Linked DNA regions of Homo sapiens: all the other regions are linked to region 3. Evidence: chromatin contacts called from ENCODE Hi-C or POLR2A ChIA-PET data. All regions are on one chromosome and are shown on one strand. The core of a region is the stretch at or near the end of the contact, and the rest is flanking DNA. Distances in the headings are between cores, read along the strand shown.

Region 1 (3,685 bases), core at 278-2,777, 440 kb after region 3:
ACAGGCATGAGCCACTGCACCTGGCCAAATCTCTGATATTTTCACACAAAAGTCTTCTCTCTGGGTACTAAGATCCTTATTAAAAAGAAGCTTCATTCTCTTTGTCTGTACTTGCTCAAGGTCCATATTTAGATTCGAAATGCAGCCTTTGCTATCTACATTTAAAGGTTGCAATTCTGAATTCTCTAGAGCCTGTGCTTCTACCTTCCCTGCACCACCATAGCAGGAAATAGGCATGGCAGGTAAAGAAAATGAGCAAGGAGACAGATTTGATTTCCAACAGCCTCTCCGGTAAGATGGCTAGATTTAGGAGGGGAAAAAAGTACAAAATTTCCAGTTAAATTTAAATTTTGGAGAAACAATGATTTTTTAAACTAAAAGTATATTGCCTGTGCAATATTTGGGACATACTCCCACTAAAAAAAATCCATTGTTTATTTGAAATTCAAATTCAACTGTATCCCGTATTTCATCTGGCAACTCTACTCTGAAGTTGTATTCTCAGACCCAGACACACTTCGCACGCATACTAAACATGTGCAAATATTTTCACTTCCACAAGGAAATGCCCTCACTCCCACTTTTCCTAAAGCAAAAATGCCCTCTTTGCTCTTGGTCTGCCTTTAACTTCTCTACATTAAACATGGGTCCATAAAATAGTTATTTTCCTCTGATCTGTAGGGTTAGAAAACAGTATCCCAATTAAATGATACTTGGCATCTGGCACCAGACCTGGATTTTAGGGAGTTAGGGGTGCTGGGTTCTGTAGGAAACCAGGTGACGCGCACTCCATCTGAAGGAGGACAAGGTTCACTAGTCAGCGCTCCACTGTCGCCATTTGGGAATGCAGCTTCGGTACTTTGGAAGAGTCCAAAAAAAAAAGCCAAGATATCCTGATTTTATGTGAAAAAACTGCAGACATTTAATCATTGATAACTAGTGCAACTGTTAATCGAAACAAATGCAAGCACACTAAAACAAGCAAACATGCACACACAATGTCTGGGGGCCTCTTCTCAGGGTATCCGACTTGCTGTTGCTGGAGTCCTGCACTTTGGGGCAGAAAGGGAAGGAGAGACCTCTGAAAGAGGCAAATTTGGAAGTTTCTGATAAAAATGGCTCCCTAGGTGGACAGAAACACAGGTGCCATTGTTGTAGCAAGATAATTATTTCCCATTTCATTCCTTCTTCCTGGGTTTCCTCCTCTGCAGTTCCCCAACTTAGCAGGCAGCAGGAGCCTGCTTCCTTGGTCTCAGGCAGGTATGTGGCAAGGAATGAAGGATATAAACAATTGTCTTTCCTGGCTTTTGTTTTCAAAATTCCATGCCACTGAGGGTATTTTCTAGGTGCTCTAGTCTAGAGAGTTTGAGGAGAGAGAGGATAGCCCTGAGGAAAAGGTAAACAGTGGGAGGAAGATTCTCCCAAGCTAAAAAAAGAAATCTCAGACAGTAGGAAGGGGGCAGAGGTTTGTGGTTTCTGGGAGCAGTGGACAAGGTTCCTACATCGTCACTCCCTGGCAGTGCTCCAAGGAGGTGGCTGATCTCAGAGGGGACAGTGGCAGAGGCCACAAATAAACACTGGGCTCCCCAGAGTCACTTTGCAGTCCCACGATCTGAAGGGACCACCAGAAGAGAAAACAGAACTAATGCATCTCTACAGTGCTTGGTGGATAAGGGGGACTCCCTGTTTCAGGGTCCTACAGAAGACCCCGGATCTATCTAATGCCAGGCATGAGAGGAGGCCCCAAATGACCATTGTAGAACACATGAACTGCGCAGTGTAAGGGGAACTTAGATTTGAAATTCACTGATTTTGAAAACACAAAGGAATATGCACAGACTGTTGGGGCTCAAAATATAACACCTCAAAATGAAGGCCTCAGCAGCAGCCTCAGAAGCAAACGTTTCTCTGTCACTTTCTCCTGCCCTCCTGCCCCTCAGTCTACCCTGAGGCTTGCTGTAGACATTAGAATCCTTCTTCCCCAAAGTGGGTTGTAGAAAACAGAACCCATTTGTCAGTTTTGGCTTTTGTTGCCATTGCTTTTGGAGAACACTTGGACACAGGAAGGGGAACATCACACACCGGGGCCTGTTGTGGGGTGGGGAGAGGGGGGAGGGACAGCATTAGGAGATATACCTAATGTAAACGACAAGTTAATGGGTACAGCACACCAACATGGCACATGTATACATATGTAACAAACCTGCACGTTGTGCACATGTACCCTAGAACTTAAAGTATAATAATAAAAAAAAAGAAAACAGACCCCCTTTTCACCAAAGCCGGCCATAAAACCTGAAAATAGTACTCTAACCCCTTCCCTCCTTTCTGTGTAAAAACTAGACTTAAATAAATTATCTGACCTGCTTGATTGCAGGTCATAAGATCCTCATTCCAGAGAAGGTCCTGCCCCACACCCAGAAGGAAGGAACGCTGCTCAGAGAGGCCAAGAAGAATCTAGACAGACAGTCCTTGCTGGTTTTCGCCACTTAGTCTAGTAGCATTAGGTCATAGCCTTTCTGTTCCATCCTCTTTCTACACAGCTGTCCATACTTCCTTAACCTACACATAAAATGGATAGTTCCCCCTATATCCTTAGGTCTTCATGCTGAAGTTCCCCACGTCATATAAAACTATGATTTAATAAACCTGTATGCTTTTCCCCCTATTAATCTGCCTTTGATCAGTTGATTTTCAGCAAACCCTCAGTGAAGGGGAAGTTTTTCCTTTGAGTCGACAAAAAAAAAAAAAAAAAAGGGAATGTCCACCTGACTATATACATTGAAGTTCTTTGTTGCCACCCCTTGAGAATTCCTGTACCAATGTATAATGTACAAATAACATGATTTATTCCTACTCTGGTGGCAGCAGCACAAAGATGGACTAGTTAGACATTTCCCCTCGTTCCATGGAATGAGCATATTTGGTCAAGCCTGGGTTTTTTCACAGACTAAGAGATAGAAACTCTTGAATTACTTGCAATAATAAAAGCCTGTGTCTTTGCCTAGAAAATCCTAAATAACCACTACCAGACAGCTCTTCACCTAGATTACTACTTGTTAAAATTCTGACCTGAGATGGATGTTCCCCATATCCCTAGGTAGTGTTAGCTATATTTAGTATGTGCCTATAGTATAGCATTTACAATTAGTCCTCATAACAAAGGTACTGATATAATAATTATAGTTATTGCTATATTATATAATAATAATGTTTATTATTCCACAAACAAGGGACTAAGACATAAAGAGGTTAAATGACTCCTCCAAGGTCTCACAGTCAGTAAGTTCTAGAGCTAAGACTCAAACCTTCTTCAGTCTTCTAGAGGAAGTCTGGCTCCAGGATCTGAGCTTCTAACCAGCTCCCCCATCATCTGCATCCAGGCCTTTTCATGGGCTCTTCCTGCTGACTGGATGTTCCGGCCTTGACCCGGTCAGTCCTCCCATTCTATGTTCTTAAGGATCATGTACCTTTCCTTTATGACATTTACTGTAATTTGTAAGGATTTTATTATTTTGTCTCCCTAGATAGATTGTGGATGCATACAGAGATACTGTGAAGGCTTTGCATGCTGGGGCCAAGACAACTAGCCATCTCTGCAAGCCCATTCTCCTCTTTGTGGGGAGACACAAGGTGACAGAATTATGCTAGACGCATGCTGCCTAGCTACCTCTACTTCTTAGCC
Region 2 (4,163 bases), core at 905-3,404, 420 kb before region 3:
CTAAAACTGCAGAAAAGTAAAACCAGGGACAAAGGGAGACTACTGTATGGAGAAGTGTTGTTTGGGAGTTTTGGAGAGGCACCCCAGTTTGCTCACCAGCCAGTGATATCTACTTTTTGTTTTTCCTGTCCTCTTACTCCTTCCTGCTGCTTGAAACACAAATAAGATGACTGGAGCTTCACCAGCCATTCTGAATCATGAGATGGCCTTATAGATACAAGTCAGAGAGGATATTGGAGCAGAGAGACAGAAAAGCCTGAGTTCCTGATGACCATGGAAACATCGTACCAGTCTTGGAGTGCCAATTCTGTACTTCTTTTATGTGAGAGAGAAATAAATTCCTGTTGTCTAAGCTATTCAGTCTGTGGTATTTTGTTATGACAATCCAAGCTGACTAATACACCTGCTTCTTTTTTTTTTTCAGTCAACATATGCTTGTGCAATTCACTCATGTTCATAAGTGCACCCTGGAACATTACCATGTTCCAGGGCTTCTCCTATAGAAACAGAACATAGCCCAGTTGATTATTTTTTATTCTGATTGATTTTTAGGAGTTCTTTACATAATCTGGGTTCTACTCATTGTGGGTTTTGAGGGAAATACCTTTTCCCAGTTTATGGCTTGTCTTTTCATTCTCTTGATGACGTCTTTTGATGTACATTAAAAATTATCTTTAATACAGTGAAATCGGCTAATCTAGAAAAGGATTTTTTCCTTGGACTGTTCATGGCATCGGTAAATTAAAAAGTAGTTACTGTCAAGTTCACTGCACATAAACCAGCATTGTTAAAAGTGGATCTCCATCATTCCATTTCCTTTCCTGCATTTGTCAGCATCGTTTTTCACACTAAAGATGAGGAGATCCATATTCCTAAGACATATACGCTTGGTCTGTAGAGACCCTCATTGCTCTAAGGCAGTGGTTGCCAGTTTTTTCCTTAAAGGGCCTAGTAGGACATAGTCCAGGCTTTGCCAGCCATACGGTCTGTCACAACTGAATTCTGCTGCCCTTGTAGCATGAAGGCAGCCAAACAATAGGTAAGGAATAAACATGGCTTTATTCGTGGCACTGAACTTTGAATTTCATATAATTTCACAACACAAAATTGTATTCTTTTGATTTTTTCCAATCATTTAAAAATGTCAAAACCATACTTAGCTGGAGGGCTGTAGGAAAACAGGTGGTGGGCTGGGTCTGGCACACAGGCAGCAGTTCGTGGACCCCTGTGCCAAGTGTTTGACGAAGCCCGTGAGGCAAACTGCACTTGCCGATAGAGGTTGCGCCACACAAGTGTCTTGGAAGCAATTTCTGGCTTGTCCTAGGCCTTAGAAAGTGCGTGCAGATCAGAGCCATGAAGTGAAGAGCAAAGCAAGTGACAGGCCTGTCTCAGGTTGTGCAACAGAACGTGTTTATGACAGATGTCCCCTGTCCAAGTGAGTGCACTGTGAGATAAGGGGCCGGTGACCTACCAATGCGTGTGGCAAGCCAGCCTGTTCCCCCTTGCAGGGGGAGGACACTCCTGCCCTTTATTCCAGGGAAGAGTATGTGTAAAAATATTCACCCTTGTTGGTATCAAATGCGCTGAAGAAAATAGGTATCGGGGTTTCAGCCATTCGGTCTCCTTGTTAGTGTTTCTAAGCCCTGATTTTCAGTTTCAAAACCTTGGTCTCTGAATCCGCAGTGATGGGTCTCTAGAGCGAATACATGGCAGGGCCGCCTTCCTCCGTACAGAAAGGGAGAATTGTGCTTGTGTGTTTTACCAAGCAGGACAGATGGGGCCGTCACCCCCGTGACCCGAGCCCTGCAAAACTGTGTTCTCACACGAAAACCCCCAGGCTCTGCGGGCAGCGTGGTCCTGCAGTGGCTAACACTGGGCGACCGGAGTCGTGTTCCGACCCCTAGGAGAGGAACCGGCTCGGTCGTGGTGCAGCCCGCGAGGAGACGACCTCAGGGCGTAATCCGACGCCGTGGGTTAAGACATCAGACCTCAGGCGCAGTGCAGCCGGCCCCTGGGGAGTCAAGGACCTTGATCGCCGATAACAAGTTGCCGTTGGCGGGCGCCGAGGGTGACCCGCGAGCGCGGCACCCGCCTCCCCGCCCCTAGCAGGACCCCCTCCGCCCCGCCCCCAGCCGGACCCCTCCCCGAGGCCCCGCCCCACCCGCGAGCCGCAGCCGCGGCCCCACAGCTTCTGGGGCTGGGGCCCCGGCAGCCGGGCAGGCCGGCCTGACCTCGACCTCCGCCGTGCGGGCCCGACCGGTGAGTCCAGCCCGGCAGTCGCAGGACCCGGCCGCCAGCCTCTCCCTCCACCTCTCCCTGCCCCCAGCGCCAGGCGCGGGCTGCGCTCGGTGGCGGCGGCGGGGCCCTCAGGCGGCCATGGCGGCAGGCGCCGGGGCCGGGTCCGCGCCGCGCTGGCTGAGGGCGCTGAGCGAGCCGCTGAGCGCGGCGCAGCTGCGGCGACTGGAGGAGCACCGCTACAGCGCGGCGGGCGTCTCGCTGCTCGAGCCGCCGCTGCAGCTCTACTGGACCTGGCTGCTCCAGTGGATCCCGCTCTGGATGGCCCCCAACTCCATCACCCTGCTGGGGCTCGCCGTCAACGTGGTCACCACGCTCGTGCTCATCTCCTACTGTCCCACGGCCACCGAAGAGGTAGGGCTGGCCGATCGCCCGAGCCGGGCCCCAGATGCGCTGCGGGCGGGTCGCTGGAGGCGCCGGGGGAAGGGCGGACCCACGCGCGGCTGAGCCTCTCCCGGGCCCCGGAGGGGCGGACTGGCCACTGCCCCGGGCGGTGTCCGCCCTGGGCCGCCTGGAGACTGTCACGCCACTATCCCAATCCCGTGACCATCCCAAGCCTCCCCTGGGCAGCGGAGGGGCTGTTAAGGTCACTGCCCCAGGTCCTATGTCCGCGCAGATCCTCCCCACGGCCGCGGACGGGCCGGAGGGCGCCTGCCCAGCCGCTATCCCATGCGGCGCCAACCTGTGAGACGGACCCGCGGTCGGGTGCTTTGCACACTGGGGACTGAACACCCCCATCTCCGTCCTGCCTGGCACAGGGACTTGTGCCAAGCCCGAGACGCCCTTTGAATACTTTCGTAACCGTTCGTTTCTGGAAGGTTGAGCTAGTGATCTTGAAATGACCGGTAGCACTGATCAAAGATGAGTTAAGAGGTAACTTCCTCTTTGCTTCATCGACTTTTTCAAGAAAAACAAACTGGAATGTTATCAAGGCAATAATTTTTTTGTCATCACAACCTAGGGATTAAAAAAACCCCAACATTTTATTAGCAATAATTACATTTGACCTTTGTACAAAATAAGGAGTAAATATAGGCTTTGGATAGCTGTTCATCAGAAGCACCCTTTGGGCTGAGTGTGGAGGGATAGGGGGCAGAGTGGAGTTCACTCCCATCTATAGTTTATACTACGTGGGATAAATATTACATTGCACATTCTGTGACATTACTTTCTATTCTCTGCTCCAAATAGTGAAGTCCCTTTATAATCATTTGAGTGTAGGCCTTGTGGAGGACTCATGGAGGTTGAGGTTGGATTAACAGAAATACAGTGGAAATATTTCATGCCCTCCATGCATGCATCCATTTTGTTGTTGTTTTTGAGACAGGGGTTTACTCTGTCACCCAGGCTGGAGTGCCGTGCCGTGGCTCGATCTCGGCTCACTGCAACCTCCGCCTTCAGGGTTCAAGCGATTCTTCTGCCTCAGCCTTCCAAGTAGCTGGGATTACAGGCGCGTGCCACCACGGCCGACTCACTTTTGTGTTTTTAGTAGATACAAGGTTTCACCATGTTGGCCAGGCTCATGCATCCTTTAAAAACAAAAATTTGATCGAGCCTACATTTTAAAATATCTTGTCAATGGATTGGTATGCTTATTATGTATTTCTTTTCTTTTTTTTTTTTTTGAGACAGAGTCTCGCTCTGTCACCCAGGCTGGAGGGCAATGTGGTGATCTCGGCTCACTGCAACCTCTGCCTCCTGGGTTCAAGCGATTCCCTTGCCTCAGCCTCCTGAATAGCTGGGACTACACGTGCCTGCCACCACGCCCGGCTAATTTTTGTATTTTTAGTAGAGACGGGGTTTCACCATATTGGCCAGGCTGGTCTCGAACTCCTGACCTCAAGTGATCCGCCTGCCTCGGCCTCCCA
Region 3 (3,860 bases), core at 704-3,203:
TCTCTATGGATCTTATCTTTTTTTTTTTTAACATTCAAACTCAATATACTTTCAAAGTTTAGATTTGGTTTGTGTAAGTTCTCTTAGTAGTGAAATATGTTCACTGTCATTCGGTGCAGTTTTGTAGACTAACCTGAAACGTACACGTGCCAATGACCACATAATTATTGCCACCATATGCAATTAGGTTTCCTGAATCCCCATTCTCAAAGGGATTAAATTCTACCACATGCACATAATCTTCACAATCCACAGTGTAGGCAGCATTTCTTGAGGCATCTTGCTTCATCTTGTATGTCAAAATTCAAGCAGTTGTGAAAATTAAATAGCCTTCTACTGGACAAGGTCACGAAACTGTGGATTAGAGCACAGGTACAATTACAATGGTCAATATGTTAGTCATTCAGCAAATGCATCAAAATAAGGTTGTGGTGTTACAATGAGACAGAAAGCTCAAAAGAAACATTTAAAGTACTTATCAAGGGACAGAAACTGCAGGAAAAATATTAAATCTAGTTATTAATGGTTCCACATTTGCTCCACAGCTCTTTCCCATATCTGTGATTCTAGCAGACAATAACACTGCAAAGTTCTGTTTAGATTATCTAAAACAAATAGTATTTCATCTGAAGATGGAATCATTTTAACAGCAAATGTTAATAAAAATTAATAACTTTTATGAACCACTATTTGTAGGTACCATATTAAGCATTTTACTGACATGATCACATCTGGTATCTGTACAAATCTAAAGGCAGGTACTACCTCTGGTCTCCATTTTGTAGATGGAGAAACTGAGGCTTCAGTAGGTTAACTAACTTGCCAAGCTCATAAGCAGGGCCAGGATTTGGAAGACTTCATTGTGTGTGGAGAACCAGCGCTAATGAAGAAAAAAACAGCCTCCTGGCTTGAAGGAGACCACAGTTTAGGGATAGTTATGACTCAACGTGAAAAGGGCTATAATATAAACAGATAGAAAATACAGGATCTGTTGTTAAGGAGTACCAAAATGTGTGATATAAAAATAATGTTCAGGGGGTTGGGCGGAGGGAGAGCATCAGGATAAATAGCTAATGCATGTGGAGCTTAATACCTAGGTGATGGGTGTGCAAACCACCATAGCACACGTTTTACCTTTGTAATAAACCTGCACGTCCCGCACACGTATCCCGGAACTTAAAAATTAAAATAATAATATTCTTAAAACTAGGCAGAAGACCTTAACCTGTCAGGGACTAGTGTGCATTCTGGAAGTAGCATTCCCACATGAGAATTATGGGTTTTAGAGTTTTTGGTTTTTTAAAAAATTCGACACAAGGGTTGTCCTGAAAACAGCTGGACTCAGTAACAAACATATCAAGCACCTTAAGAGTATGTACTGAGAATGAGTCCCACCTCGAGACGCTTATAAACTAGTAACTTTAGGAATGGACATCAGGGACTGGAGACTTTTGAAGGGTGACCAGCAAGTGTTATGGACACGGAGACAGAGAGGTATAGAAGTGCAAGAGATTCGAGGTCACGAAATTGTTCCGTCCCTACACCTACTGCTCATTAAAGCAGTGGCCGGGGCCTCACCGTACACGTTGGACAGGACTTGCCCCTGTAAAACTACAACGGCAGAGAAGAAGGGAGGGAACAAGATAAGTCTCTGCAATGAGCGCCGACACCTCTCCCCGGGCCAGGCGAGTTCCTCAAGACCCCGCTCCCACCTCCCGGGGCCCGAAGTGGGAAGGAAGAACTCCTGGGAATAGAGTGGCAAGGCTGGGCGGCCGGCAGAAAAGCATCCCGGCCTCTCGGGCTCCCAGCTCGATACGCACCGCAGAGCGCCAGGAACCGACCAGAGGCAGGCTGGTCTTCCTTGGGGGCTGCCGCGACGCGCTGTGGCTCTGCTTCCGGGTCGGAGGGCGAGCGCAGCGATTGGCTCCCGGGGCCTCCCGCGAGGTTTGAACTGTATTCAGCGGCGACAGCGGCGACTGCGGCGGCCGCGGGAGGGCATCCCGTTGGGGATCCTTCCGCACACTGAAGAGTACGTCTTCGGGTCTACCCCTAATCACGTAAGTCTCGCGTCTGCCCTACCTGCCCTGTCGCATTTTTAAGTGGTGATTCAGGCTGTGGCTTTTGAGGGTGTTTTGCACTGTAATACCTCGGTCGTAGCAAAGTGCCGTGGGACCGAAGTATTATGGTGCAGTGACTTGACGCTCGAGCCTGGTTGGGCCTGGGGGCTGTAGGCGGAGTTCACAGTATCTAGCGATGGAGCTGGTAGGTCCTGAGGGTTCGTCTGCAGCTTGGAAGACAGGCCCGTAGAGGCCTGCTTAACTTCCATTAGTTAGGCAGGAAACCTGGGTTCTAGTCCCACTATGTACACGGACTCCAATTCCTCAACTTTCTCCTACTCCTGATTAGTTACAGCCTCCCAAGGAACCTTTGGGACTTGCACTCGAACACTGATAATGATGTTGAGTGCAATTTTTAAATTGAGCACCTACTAAATGCCTGGCACTAGGTGGGTTATGTACTTGTTTCACTAACGTCTCATTCTGTGAGGTAGGAATTCCCTTCCTGGTTTTGCAGGTGAAGAAACTTATGCTCATTAGAGATTTTAAATACCGAAGGACTACAGGTCATAAAGGGGGAGCCTGGAAGTGATATCTGACTCGGAAGTGTAGTTCTTTCAACCATTTCACACTGCCTGCCCAGTGACAATTTTCTGTCTCACAGTTTTTGCTCTAGAGCAACTTGGAATCCAATTTTTTAAAAACAAGTGTTATCGCTGCTGCCTTTGGCTACTGTTTTTTTGTATAGTGCAGCCTGCCATTCAGAGTGCTTGCATATTTATTGTCTCATTGACTTCTCACAAGGGACTGGAAGGCAAGTATTTCTGTGTGATGATGCCTCCACCTAGGAACCACGTGTAAGGCTTATGGCATAGGCTCCCACAGCCAGCTAGCTACAGGAAGAGCTGGGACTAGACCAGGGGTTGGCAAACTGGCTGTGCTGCCTGTTTTTGTGCAGCCAGCTCCTGAGCTAAGAAGGAGTGTTACGTGTTTATATGGTTGGGGGAAAAAATGAAAAGAATAATGTTTTGTGATGTGTAAAAATTACATGAAATTCAAATTTCAGTGTCCATAAAAAAAGTTTTATTGGAGCACAGCTATACTCATTTGTTTGTTTATGTATGTCCATGGCTATTTTCACACTAGAAGGTCAAAGTGAGTAGTTGTGCATGCCTCAAATATTTACTGTTTGTTCCTTTAGAAAAAATTAGCTGATCCCTGAATGAGACTCTTGGTTTTCTGTCACCATAGTAATGCTCTTTTTTTTTTTTTTTTTTTTTTTTTTAAGACAGAGTCTCACTCTGTCACCTAGGCTGGAGTGCAGTAGTGCTATCTTGGCTCACTGCAACTTCCGCCTCCCTGGTTCAAGCGATTCTCCTGTCTCAGCCTCCCAAGTAGCTGGGGTTAGAGGCACACACCACCACACCCAGCTAATTTTTAGTAGACAGGGTTTCACCATGTTGGCCAGGTTGGTCTCGAACTCCTAACCTTAGGTGAGCCTCGGCTTCCCAAAGTGCTGGGATTACAAGTGTGAACCACCATGCCCAGGCAATGCTCTTTTACTTTTAACTCAAAACAACTTAGAAACTCATAATGCATGATAATAGCTAATGTGCTTTTATACATGCCAGGCACTGTTCTAAAAGCTTTACTTGTGTTTATGTCGTTGACTTGTCATAAAACCCTATGGGATAGGGTTTTCATTTTCATTATGAGGAAGCTGAGGCAGGGAAAGGTGATGTAACTTGGCCAAGATCTCGCAGCCAGTAAGTGGTGGAGCCACATTTCAGAATGGCCTAATTC

What was found. Hi-C counts contacts between places; a loop is a spot of excess contacts on that map. ChIA-PET counts read pairs that join two places held with the same protein, here RNA polymerase II (POLR2A). Pooled maps may share reads with other maps.
Region 1: a map of PC-9 shows a loop between it and region 3 (3-fold over the local background). The contact joins the enhancer-like site here to the promoter of PARPBP in region 3. A Hi-C loop is called at or near these places in 1 of 168 maps with a recorded cell type or tissue (PC-9) and 1 of 50 pooled maps. POLR2A ChIA-PET finds 5 or more read pairs at or near these places in 1 of 52 experiments (activated CD8-positive, alpha-beta memory T cell).
Region 2: a loop to region 3 is called in a map of CD4-positive, alpha-beta memory T cell, with 4 times the contacts of the local background. The contact joins the promoter of CHPT1 here to the promoter of PARPBP in region 3. A Hi-C loop is called at or near these places in 1 of 168 maps with a recorded cell type or tissue (CD4-positive, alpha-beta memory T cell), 1 of 37 single-sample maps with no recorded cell type and 8 of 50 pooled maps.

Annotation. Positions count from the first base shown.
Region 1 is chr12:102,561,766-102,565,450 of GRCh38, forward strand. All of the region lies in intron 11 of LINC02456 (long intergenic non-protein coding RNA 2456), which reads left to right. Among named protein-coding and RNA genes, the nearest start is that of IGF1, 83 kb to the left of the region's middle. Within about 2 kb of position 1,528, at least 2 of the 41 ENCODE cell types and tissues checked have a DNase peak (open chromatin) inside an H3K27ac peak, as active enhancers do; they include PC-9, where a contact is called at or near this core.
Region 2 is chr12:101,695,486-101,699,648 of GRCh38, forward strand. It overlaps CHPT1 (choline phosphotransferase 1), which reads left to right and starts at 2,155. Exons shown (of 9, transcript NM_020244.3): 1 at 2,155-2,649. The coding sequence starts at 2,377. It also overlaps a transcript of MYBPC1 not described here. RefSeq lists an enhancer at 1,629-1,878 and silencers at 2,099-2,438, 2,699-2,888.
Region 3 is chr12:102,118,230-102,122,089 of GRCh38, forward strand. It overlaps PARPBP (PARP1 binding protein), which reads left to right and starts at 1,954. Exons shown (of 11, transcript NM_017915.5): 1 at 1,954-2,057. It overlaps NUP37 (nucleoporin 37), which reads right to left and starts at 1,885. Exons shown (of 10, transcript NM_024057.4): 1 at 1,821-1,885; 2 at 134-354. The coding sequence starts at 289. RefSeq lists enhancers at 1,686-1,755, 2,800-3,357.